Regions from separate parts of the Mus musculus genome. Here region 2 is linked to region 1. The links are chromatin contacts, found by Hi-C or POLR2A ChIA-PET in ENCODE. All regions are on one chromosome and are shown on one strand. Each heading gives the region's core, a stretch centred on a gene start or an enhancer-like site at or near the end of the contact. The rest is flanking DNA. Distances are from core to core; before and after follow the strand shown. Region 1 has its middle 17 kb from the start of Gm12299. Region 2 holds the start of Tmem220 (transmembrane protein 220).

Region 1 (5,067 bases), core at 817-3,316:
ATAGGAGTCACAACCTACAGGTTGAAAACTGATGCTGTAGGCTGTGTCAAGTTGACAGTTAATGCTACCTAGGGAAAAGCAATTTTCCATAGTTTCAATGCACTCATGGTTTCAATACTTTTCTGTCTAATGATTCAGTCCTGTCAGCTTCCTTTGTCTGACAAGCCGCCCCAGAACAAAACAGCTTAAAACAAGAGCTGTTTCCTGAGTTCATGATTCTGCGTGTTGTCAGGCTCTGGTGTGCCATGGCCTGACCCCTGTCGGCTGGGCTCTGTGTAGCAGGACACATGACAGCCCCGTGCTCTTGCGCTGTGCCTGCTGACTGGCCAGCTGCAGACCAGAGCAAGAGGGACAGTTGGCTCCTGTGTTTCTGGTCATCCAGCAGACTGATCCAGGCTTCTGACATGATAATTGTTGGTTTCCAAGTTCAGCAAGTGACGATAAGAACATATAATGTCTGTCTTTTTTCCACACCCTGCTTGTATCTTGTCCTGATGGTCAAAGCACATCAGCTGGCCAGGCAGAAGGCACGGGCACCGAGAAATAAACGCTAGGCACGAGGAAGTGCAGACAAGTTGGGGAGCGACTTCTGTACCAATTCACCAGATGTCGTTCATGACTTGAATGATGTTTGCCAATTGCTAACAAATAACTTCGGAGGTTACGTTCTTCCAGGATGAAGACATAAACCAGTTACCCTGTAAAAGGAAATATTGGGAGAAGTATTTTTAAAAGCCGTGGAGGGAAGAGGACCCCTAGCAGAGGGGACAGAATGTATAAAGATGTGGAAGCCAGGCAGCCAAGGCTCCTCCCCGCCGTGACACAAAAAGAAAGCAGGCCTTCCTTGACTGGAAACATCTGTTCCATGCAGGTGACGTTCACTCAAGCACCTCATGCTATGATCTGATTTCACTTTCAGCAGCTCTCATGTCTGCCCTGCTCAAAAGATTGGCGACAAACCCCAGAGACAGTGTGTTTGACTTAGGACTGAGTCTAACAAGCATCACAATCTGCAAGGACAAGAGGACTCGGAGGCCTCTAGCAAACAAGGATTCCTTAGAGGTGAAAAGGGAGGTTCTACAAGGAAGGAAAGAGGTTGAAAGGCGTTGTGTTGAAGAAGAGGGGCAAGAAATGAGTAATTATCCGGGAATAGGGAGGGCACACAGCTGGGGAAAACAAAACACAGACCAGGGGACCTAGGCAGAGTGTCACAGTTGGGACCTTGTTCTAGAAACCAACACTGTACAGACCACCTTCACTCAGACCATATACCTGTCGTGCTTCACTGGATCATGTGACCACTCAAGCACTTCCACTCAAGTGGCCACGATGATGTCAGTCACTCCACTAGCTAACAGTGGAGTTTGTCCAGGGGTGTTTCTTGCATTTTTAAGACCTTATCAACAAAGCCCACCCTTCACTTTCGATCAGCCTAAATATTGGGCAGCTGGGGATCCAGGGTGTCGGGGGATGGTAAAATGTGTGGAGTCCCTGTCACCTTATTCCTGTTCTCTAGGACTGAGAGTAGCACTAACAAGACAGGAGTCACTGAAAAGCCCTGGCTTTTTCTGCCTGTGAGAACGAGGGCCAGCTCAACGCATTATTGACTCACTTGGACCATACTGCTCTGAAATGTTTGCATGTACTGGCACTGGTTGAGTCATACGGTATAAATGTTCACATGTCAGATGTGCTTTTCTTAAGCCCCATAGAAAGAAAGAAAACTCAGTGTAAGCCTTACAAGAAAATCTAAGCTGCAATGTCGTGGTTTGGTTTCCTTCGGTTAGAAGTCTCTGCTTCCTTAATTGACGGCCAGTTTTTACAATTACCCTCCCTGACATCTACATCTCCCTAAAGTGACTTGCAAAGAGTGGGCCCACCGAGGGGTGGAGAAAGGCAGGAAATGTGACACCACCTCCCCACCCCACCCCCACCCCAGAAAACCCAAAGGAGGTCGGCGGAGCCTGGGATGACAGAAAGAAGAGCTCCGGAGCTAATTAAGTCTGCAGAGGAGCCAAAGAGGCCTCCTTCCTGGTTCACTGCCAGACACAAAGCTTTTTGATGCTGCTCGTAAATCTGAGCGCGCCAGGCCAAAGAGGATTTTGATTACAATAACTAAAAATATTCAAAGAAAGAACGAAAAGAAGGGGCTCAGAAAAGATGGACTCTGCCAACCGACTGTGCACGGATAGAAGGGTGCACGGCCTCAAATCTTGATAGTTAGATGATTCTTTCCATAAATAATTGCATTTAACCATAAGCAGATCGAAAATCATCAGCCCCGCAGCGGCACCGCACCCCCCCCTTCCCCGCCACCTAGTGACTGTGCCGTGAAGCTTGCGCCATCTCGTGTCCAATCCTGGATTCACAAGCATTGGTTTAGCTTTAGCAAATTTTGAACCGTGCCCTTGGCTTTGTTTTCAACACAACGTTCCTGTAAGAATGTGCCCATTTTGGGGTCGCTACGAGAGACTGGCACATATAATTCTAACAATTTCTTTCTGGCATTCGTATAGCCTTTGGAGATTTACAAAGCCCTTTTGCACATAGATTTTACAACCATGGGCCAGCAGCAGGTGGGAAGTCATAATTACTTTCACTTTACCAAGGAATAGAATCAGGATTGAAAAGACCCAGAAACCTGCTCAAGGTCAAAGGTATCAGGACGACAGAACTAAGTACTAAACCCCCTAGAGTCCAAGGTTAGGGAGATTTTCTTTAATTCCCGGTAAAATGTCTTGATCCTCACAAATACTGTGAAGCACAGTCCTGGCCGAAGTTCATCGCCTGCAGGACCTCTGAAGCATACCGATGTCGGGTTCCGTGTCCAGAGTCACACTTAGCCACTGTAGGGAGATGCTTGCACACCAGCATTGTAGGAGGTCTCCTGGGAGGCTAAAGTGTACTTGAGGTTGAAATCCGTGTTATCAGTGAAATAAAATAGAAGCATAGAAAAGTTATGCTTACATTTCAGAGAACTTTATGCCCATTAAAACCTGGGGGGAGTCCCATAAACAACCATCAAAACCAGACACTATTGTGGATGCCAACAAGAGCTTGCTGACAGGAGCCTGATATAGCTGTCTCCTGAGAGGCTCTGACAGTGCCTGACAAACACAAAAATGGATGCTCACGGCCATCTGTTGAACAGAGCACAGGGTCCCCAATGAAGGAGCTAGAGAAAGTACCCAAGGAGCTGAAGGGGTTTACAGCCCCATAAGAGGAACAACAATATGAACTAAACAGTATTCCCAGAGCTCCCTGGGACTAAACCACCAACCAATATGGTGGGACTCATGGCTCCAGCTGCATATGTAGCAGAGGATGGCCTAGACAGTCATCAATGGGAGGAGAGGCCCTTGGTCCTGTGAAGGTTATATGCCCCAGTATAGGGGAATGCTAGGGCTGGGAAGCAGGAGTGGGTGGATTATTGAGCAGGGGGGGCGGGGGGGGGAATAGGGGTTTTTTTTGGAGGGGAAACTAGGAAGGGGGATAACATTTGAAATGTAAATAAAGAAAATATCTAATAAAAATAAATAAAATTTTAAAAACCCTGGGGGCACACCAGGGACCATCCATAATGTCACAGGGGACGAACCTGAAAGTATCATTGTGATTCCCTTTTCCTCAACACACAGGAGAGAGAGAGAGAGAGAGAGAGAGAGAGAGAGACTCAATACATAATGGATGCACACTGCTTTTCTGAGCTGGACATCCCCCCTTTTCTAACTAACCTGTACCCACACCTAAGCAGGAGATCACCAGGTCCCAGGGTTATTGGGTCTCCTGGACATCTCATGGCCTTTTCAGCTATCAGGACTCAAAAGAATGTTGAGGACCATGAAGCTCTGAAAGTCCTAAGTCAGCCAGCCAGAAAATGGGAGCAACGGCATTTCAAGTTCCTTTTGTACAAGTTGTGGCACATATTTTTTTGAGCAATGCATTTTGTTGATTGTGTTAAAGTCAAGGCTACAGTCATATACCTGATGCTCTCCCCAGACCTGGGTGGCAGAGCCCTGGTCCACTAGAACCGAAGATGGCCACACTTGTTCTGATGGCAGTGATGCTGGAGTAAATGAAGGCAGCTGCGTGTCCAAGTTCACCTAGCAGGGTTTCAGGTCCCCTGGGCATGAATTCAGAGCAGTCATTTATTCCACTAATATTTATCAAATACTCTGTGCCAGGTACTGGGTACACAGCAGTGGACCACACAGGCAAAGTTCAGAGAGATGTCATTCCAGTCAGTGAAGAGACAGAGGAACAAGATGGCTACTCATTTGCATATGAACACACACACACACACACACACACACACACACACACACACACGATTGGTACTCAAGAAAAGACAAGTTAATAAAAAGATGGCAGGAAGTGTTAGGATCTGAGAGTGGCAGAGCCCATACTGACTAAAGTCAATGAGGGGGCAGCATGGAAATATCTGGATGCAGGACAGAAACAGCAGGTGCAAAGACCCTGTGGTAGCCATGAGCCCAAGGCATTCAAGAAAGAGCAACCAGATGAGATCCGTGGAGGAAGAAACATAGGAGAACCTTTTGAGGCCTTGACTTTTACTCTGAGCATCATGAGCCACTTGGAGGAAGCATGTGGAGACGGGGGAAATGAGTGGGAAGGCTGGGCACACCCAGGAATGCCATGGTGCAAGGTTTCCCACTTACAGCCACTGTATAACTGAACTATGATAGCTTATAATAATAGAAATCATTTGACACAGACTTGCCACTTGGGCAGGGTGCATTCAGCTGGGGTACCTCATCTCTGTTGCACACAGTCTGGAGAGCGTGGGCTGGAGTCATCTGGACCCTCACTCTCTCACGCTGCTGGGGCATGATGCAAGCTGCTGGCTCGGGCCCACGTCAGTGCATCTGCAGGTCACTAATGTGCACCGTGAGCTTCCTTACATGGTAGCAGTGCTCAAAGTCAGCGGGCATCTCTCCTGGCAGGTCATTCATGGTCTCAGGGAGCAAACACGTAAACCCCACCTGGAAACCAAGGAAGTGGCAAGGCTCCCGGCCTTAGGAACGTTTGGGAAGCCCAGTGCATACA
Region 2 (5,067 bases), core at 1,857-4,356, 40 kb after region 1:
ATGCCTTTCATTGGCCATCAATTTTAATTTGCCTTCAAGTGTTCACAATGGGAGCTAAATTTTGCAAACACTCCAAATCAGAGTCCAGGCAGGCTTTGCAGGGGCACGCCCGGCTTGCTAGACTATCTTGCCCTTCACTGGTTTTAGATACTTCAGGAGAAGCCCGTGTGATTCAGTGTAGACTCCCCCAACCATCCTCTCTATATTCTGTTCTTCTAGCAATGGCAGTTTCTTCTGGTCCTCTCTCCTCTGCTTGTAGATGGAGCCTTCTCCTGTGGCCTCACAGAGTCCTTTCTCTCCCTCTGTGTCCTGGGTACCTCTTCCCACAGGGACACCAGTCTATTGGAATAGAGTTCATCCTTGTGGCCTCGTTTAAAAAAAAAAATGTTCTTTTTAGCTGGAGAGACGGCTCAGAGGTTAAGAGCACTGACTGCTCTTCTAGAAGTCCTGAGTTCAAATCCAGCAACCACATGGTGGCGCACAACCAACTATAATGATATCTGGCGCCCTCTTCTGGCATGCAGGCAGAATGCTGTCTGCATAAATAAAAAATGTTCTTTCACTATTAATATTGTTAATTATTATTATTATTATTATCATCATCAGTGTGAGTGTGTGTGTGTGTGTACACGTGTGTGTGTGTGTTTGAGGGCACATCAAGGATGTGTGGGGGTGGGTGGGAGTGGCCAGATTCCTCCTGTCTTTTCACACGGATCAAACTGAGGTAGGTAGCTTTGTGTTGCAATTGCTTTACATCTTACCAGCCCATGACCTCATTTTAACTTAACCACCTCTTTAAAGGCTCCAAAAAAATGGGGCTACAGGGGTGGGGGCAGGGAGTGGGTGGGTAGGTAATCCCGCCCACAGCGCTCTCCACTTTAGCTTCTTTCTTTCCACGCAGAGGCGAAGCACTGAAGGTGACCTTGCCTTATCCGCATTCGAGGCTGATTAGTGAGGGAGACCGGAAGAGGAGCCACACCCAATATTAGTAAAAGTAGTTGGTGCCTGCTTCTCCAAGACCCCCAAGCTCCCTTTCTCTCTCTCTCTCTCTCTCCTTTTTAAGAGTTTTTATTTCTATGAGTACACTGTCGCTGTCTTCAGACACACCAGGAGAGGGCATCAGATCCCATTACAGATGGTTGTGAGCCACCATGTGGTTGCTAGGAATTGAACTCAGGACCTCTGGAAGAGCAATCAGTGCCCTTAACTGCTGAGCCATCTCTCCAGCTCCCCACCCCCACCCCCACCCCGGTGTTCCCTTTTCTGAGGAAGGAATTCCATTCTTGTGCTATGCCAGGCACCCAGCAGATGATATTCCCCAAACAAGGAGTTCCTTCAGTTTAAACCAGAGATTCTCAACCTTCTGAATGCTGTGACCCTTTAATACAGTTTCTCATGTTATGGTTGTTGGTATTCTGTCTGGACTCCACCCCCACAGTTACCTGGCAACAGCCAGGTAGGCCTGGCCCACTATAAAAGGGGCTGCTTGGCCCCTCTTCTCTCTCTTACTCTCTTACTCTCTTGCCTCTTGCTTCTTGCCCCTTGCTCCCTCTTTCTCCCCATTCACTTCCTTTCTCTCCACGTGGTCATGGCCGACCTCTACTTCTCTACCCTCTCTCTCTTTGCCTTTCCCTGCCTCTACTGCCCTCTTTACTCCCCTCCTTGCGCCCTAAATAAACTATTCCATACTATACTGTTGTGTGGCTGGTCCCTCAGAGGGAAGGGATACCTTGGCATGGACCCACGGAGACATCTCCTTCCCCACACCCTGCCAGAACATATTCTTATAGCTCTTTCTTTTTTTATGATCACAACAAAGGTGGCCCTCAACCATAAAATTATTTTTGTTGCTATTCATAATTGTAATCTTGCTACTGTTATAAATCATAATGCAAATCTGCTTTCTGGTGGTCTTAGGGGAACTCTATGAAAGGGTCCTTTGGCCCCCTCGAAGGGGTCGCGACCCACAAGTTGAGAAGTGCTGCTCTAAAGGCTGCCCTTGAATGGAAAACACTTCTGAGAAGTTGATCTTTTTCTTCTTTTAGTTAAAAGGAAAGCAGAACAGTCAGGCACCCAAAATGCAGGATTTGAGGTGACAAAGACTATTTAGAATAACAATGATTCGGTCTATGCATGTGTAAATGAGCCCAAAGAAGAGCTACTCCGTAGCTTACACAACAGGAAACTGGCTGAAATAAGTGAGCAGAGAGCTGCCAATACTTCCAAGTCTTCCCTTTCTAAGAAATGCATAGCAAATGAGTGTTGGAAACGTTGGTTTTGCAGATGGGTTAGAAATATAAATATGTATAATACATAAATAAATATCTTATATGATGAGAGCACGTGAAGGTAAAGGGAGCTGCCTCTGGAACTCACTTCAGAAATGTCGCAATGTTTTCCTCCCTCTGGAAGCACGGGAGCTTTAAAAAGAAGCACTTAAATACTAATTCCAGCACTATTTAGGACTATGAATGTGTAAATGAGACCAGACTGTGAGTTTGAAGTTAGTGTGTTTTATATAGTGAGTTCCAGGACAGCCACTGGACCCTTTCACAGAAAACGGAAAAACAAAAACAAAAACAAAACCTAACCAGAACACGCGCGCTAGCGCGTCCTTTTTCTTTTCCTTTCTCTTCTTCATTTGCGTTTCTGGTTTGTTCTGTTGTGTTTGTTTTGTTTCTTTCATTTGCTTTGTTTGTTTGTTTGTTTGTTTGTTTTGTTTTGTTTTTTCGAGACAGGGTTTCTCTGTGTAGCCCTGGCTGTCCTGGAACTCACTTTGTAGACCAGGCCTGCCTCTACCTCCCGAGTGCTGGGATTAAAGGCGTGCGCCACCACGCCCGGCTTCATTTGCTTTTTTAATGAGAGAAAGAATAAGGGAAAAGAAAGGCACATGCCAATGATACACTTTATCCACTAGAGAGCGCCGCAAGACCGTTCTAGACCTGAGGAGGGCGGGGAGGGAAGAAGGGCTCGCCTCGCCCTTGTATCCCCGCTCCCGCTGTCTGAGCCCTGCCCCTTGTCCCTCCCCCACCTACTACGCCCCGCCCCTCCTGGGTACCGCCCCGCTAGCCCAGCCTCGCCCTCTGGCCACGCCCCTCTGGGGCCTGTCCTGCTCCTCCGGCTTCCAGGTCATGGCGCCAGCAGTGGCTACTTGGGCTCCCGGCTTGTGGCGGGCCTGCAACGCACTCATGGCAGCTTTCTTCGCCCTGGCCGCTGTGGTGCAGGTCAGGCGGGCTGAGGAGGGCTGGCAGAGGGACCGCGAAGCCTGGGCGACCAGTTCTCAGGGTGGAGCCGAATTGGGACCCACAGAGTCCTTTCAAGCAGAAAGAACATGGATGAATATGTGTAGTTAGGCAACGCACTCAGAGCTTGACCTAGCGGCCCCGCGTGCAAGTTTGTGCAGCCGGTCACTTAGAAAGGGGCCCAGAACCGCAGCTCTGACACCTTTTCGAATCTTCAGCCTCAGTGAGATGGGTTTTAGCGCCTGGGAGGAAAGTGGAAATAGAATAGACAGCATCCTTACCCTTCCTAGACCTCTTCCTGATCATCCTCAGGGTGACTGCCCTCGTATCTTGGGACCTAGGATTTTCATATACACTATAATAGTTCTTAGGAAATCCCAAGCAGTTATTTTCAAAAGATGCATGGCTGGGTGGTTAGATCTACCTGTTGTGTTCAACCGAGAGGAGAGTCCCTGCTGCCATCGGGATGTGCAGACTGCTAAACTAGCTCATGGTGTTATGTACCCTGAGCCCATTGTAGCGCCTAGTTCTTCGCAATGAATAGTAAACACAAGGCCAGACCAGACAGAGGATACATGGATCTAATGTGAGCTAACACCTTGACGTTTTGACATTCTAGGTAAACGATCCAGATGCAGAGTTGTGGGTGGTGAGTATGAGCTACTTGCAAAACGTTCCTCCATTTGACACGACTACACTCTGATCCTGGGACTCTTGTCTAAAACCCAGAAATTAATACCTCTGTGAGCTCATGTCCCTAATTTTTCGCATCGGAGGGGGAAATCACTCTGATCATATAACTGATGGAGATGTGAATTCTGAACTTTCTGTAGACACGAAAGTCTTTCTGCAGAGAGAGCTTATACCAGCGACTCCCACTTCCCATGACTACACCGGGCATGACAGTAAGAGCTCCTGTCTTTGCTAAGGACTTACAACATGCTAGTCATTTGACATACATTATGCTAACCTTTATGACAGCCGTAACAAGGATGTGTGCCGGTTATATCCATCTGTGACTTTTGTTCTCAGACAACAATAGACCGTCTTGGAGGCAGACTGCACAGTATCACTGAGAAACTCATTCTTGGGTTTGGGGACAGTGTTCACTGTATAGAGAGCAGTGAGTGAGAACACCAGGAATGCAGAGCTGAGTTCTAGCCTGGTTTGAATGTTGGTGCAGTAGAACCATGGCCTGAAACTGCTTGTTATCCAGAGTCCCCTCTCCCCAAATTAGATGACCTCCTCAGCATTTTGCTCCATAGCCTGAGTTCACAATCATATCTCATATATCCCCTCAGGAAGCTCCATGTTGATTCTCTAAAAGATGGCTCCAAATAGCCACCAGCACCACCATGCTGCTCTGTGAAACCTGTCTGGGATCCCACAGAACACCTCCTCCCTAAGCCTCGTCCACCTCCTGACTGACCCAGCAATTTCTGTTCTCAGCAGAGCTACTAGGCATCTTCACTCAATACCTGTTGCCTTTAACATCACTGCCCTGAGATGCTGTCAAAAGTAAAAAAAGAATTCAGCAGCATCCATTCTAGGCATAGGTACATGCACAGTGCCTGAGTACCCTACCTTTGCTCGTTCCCACTCAGCCCTCCCTTACTTCCCCTGAAGACAGCCTTATAACTCTTCTATCTGCCTCCTGCCTCCTCTGCCTCTACAACACTGTCCGCTTTCAAACCCTTTGTTGTTTCCCAAGCTAAGTCGGAGCTCCTCCATTTGGTCTTTAGCCCCACCATAGCATGGCCCATCCCACATTTCCAGCATTGTCTTTGGAGTCTAGTCCAGAAATGATGGCAAATGGGCCTTGCCC

The links. A loop is a pair of places that touch in the nucleus more often than their neighbours do. ChIA-PET counts read pairs that join two places held with the same protein, here RNA polymerase II (POLR2A).
Region 2: a loop to region 1 is called in a map of heart, with 3 times the contacts of the local background. The contact joins the promoter of Tmem220 here to the enhancer-like site in region 1. A Hi-C loop is called at or near these places in 10 of 37 maps with a recorded cell type or tissue (adrenal gland, heart, left cerebral cortex and 2 more). POLR2A ChIA-PET finds 5 or more read pairs at or near these places in 4 of 5 experiments (all embryonic stem cell).

The regions. Positions count from the first base shown.
Region 1 is chr11:66,982,703-66,987,769 of GRCm38, forward strand. No RefSeq gene overlaps it. Among named protein-coding and RNA genes, the nearest start is that of Gm12299, 17 kb to the right of the region's middle. Within about 2 kb of position 2,067, at least 2 of the 3 ENCODE cell types and tissues checked have a DNase peak (open chromatin) inside an H3K27ac peak, as active enhancers do; they include heart and left cerebral cortex, where a contact is called at or near this core.
Region 2 is chr11:67,022,048-67,027,114 of GRCm38, forward strand. It overlaps Tmem220 (transmembrane protein 220), which reads left to right and starts at 3,107. Exons shown (of 6, transcript NM_001291042.1): 1 at 3,107-3,224; 2 at 3,862-3,891. The coding sequence starts at 3,132.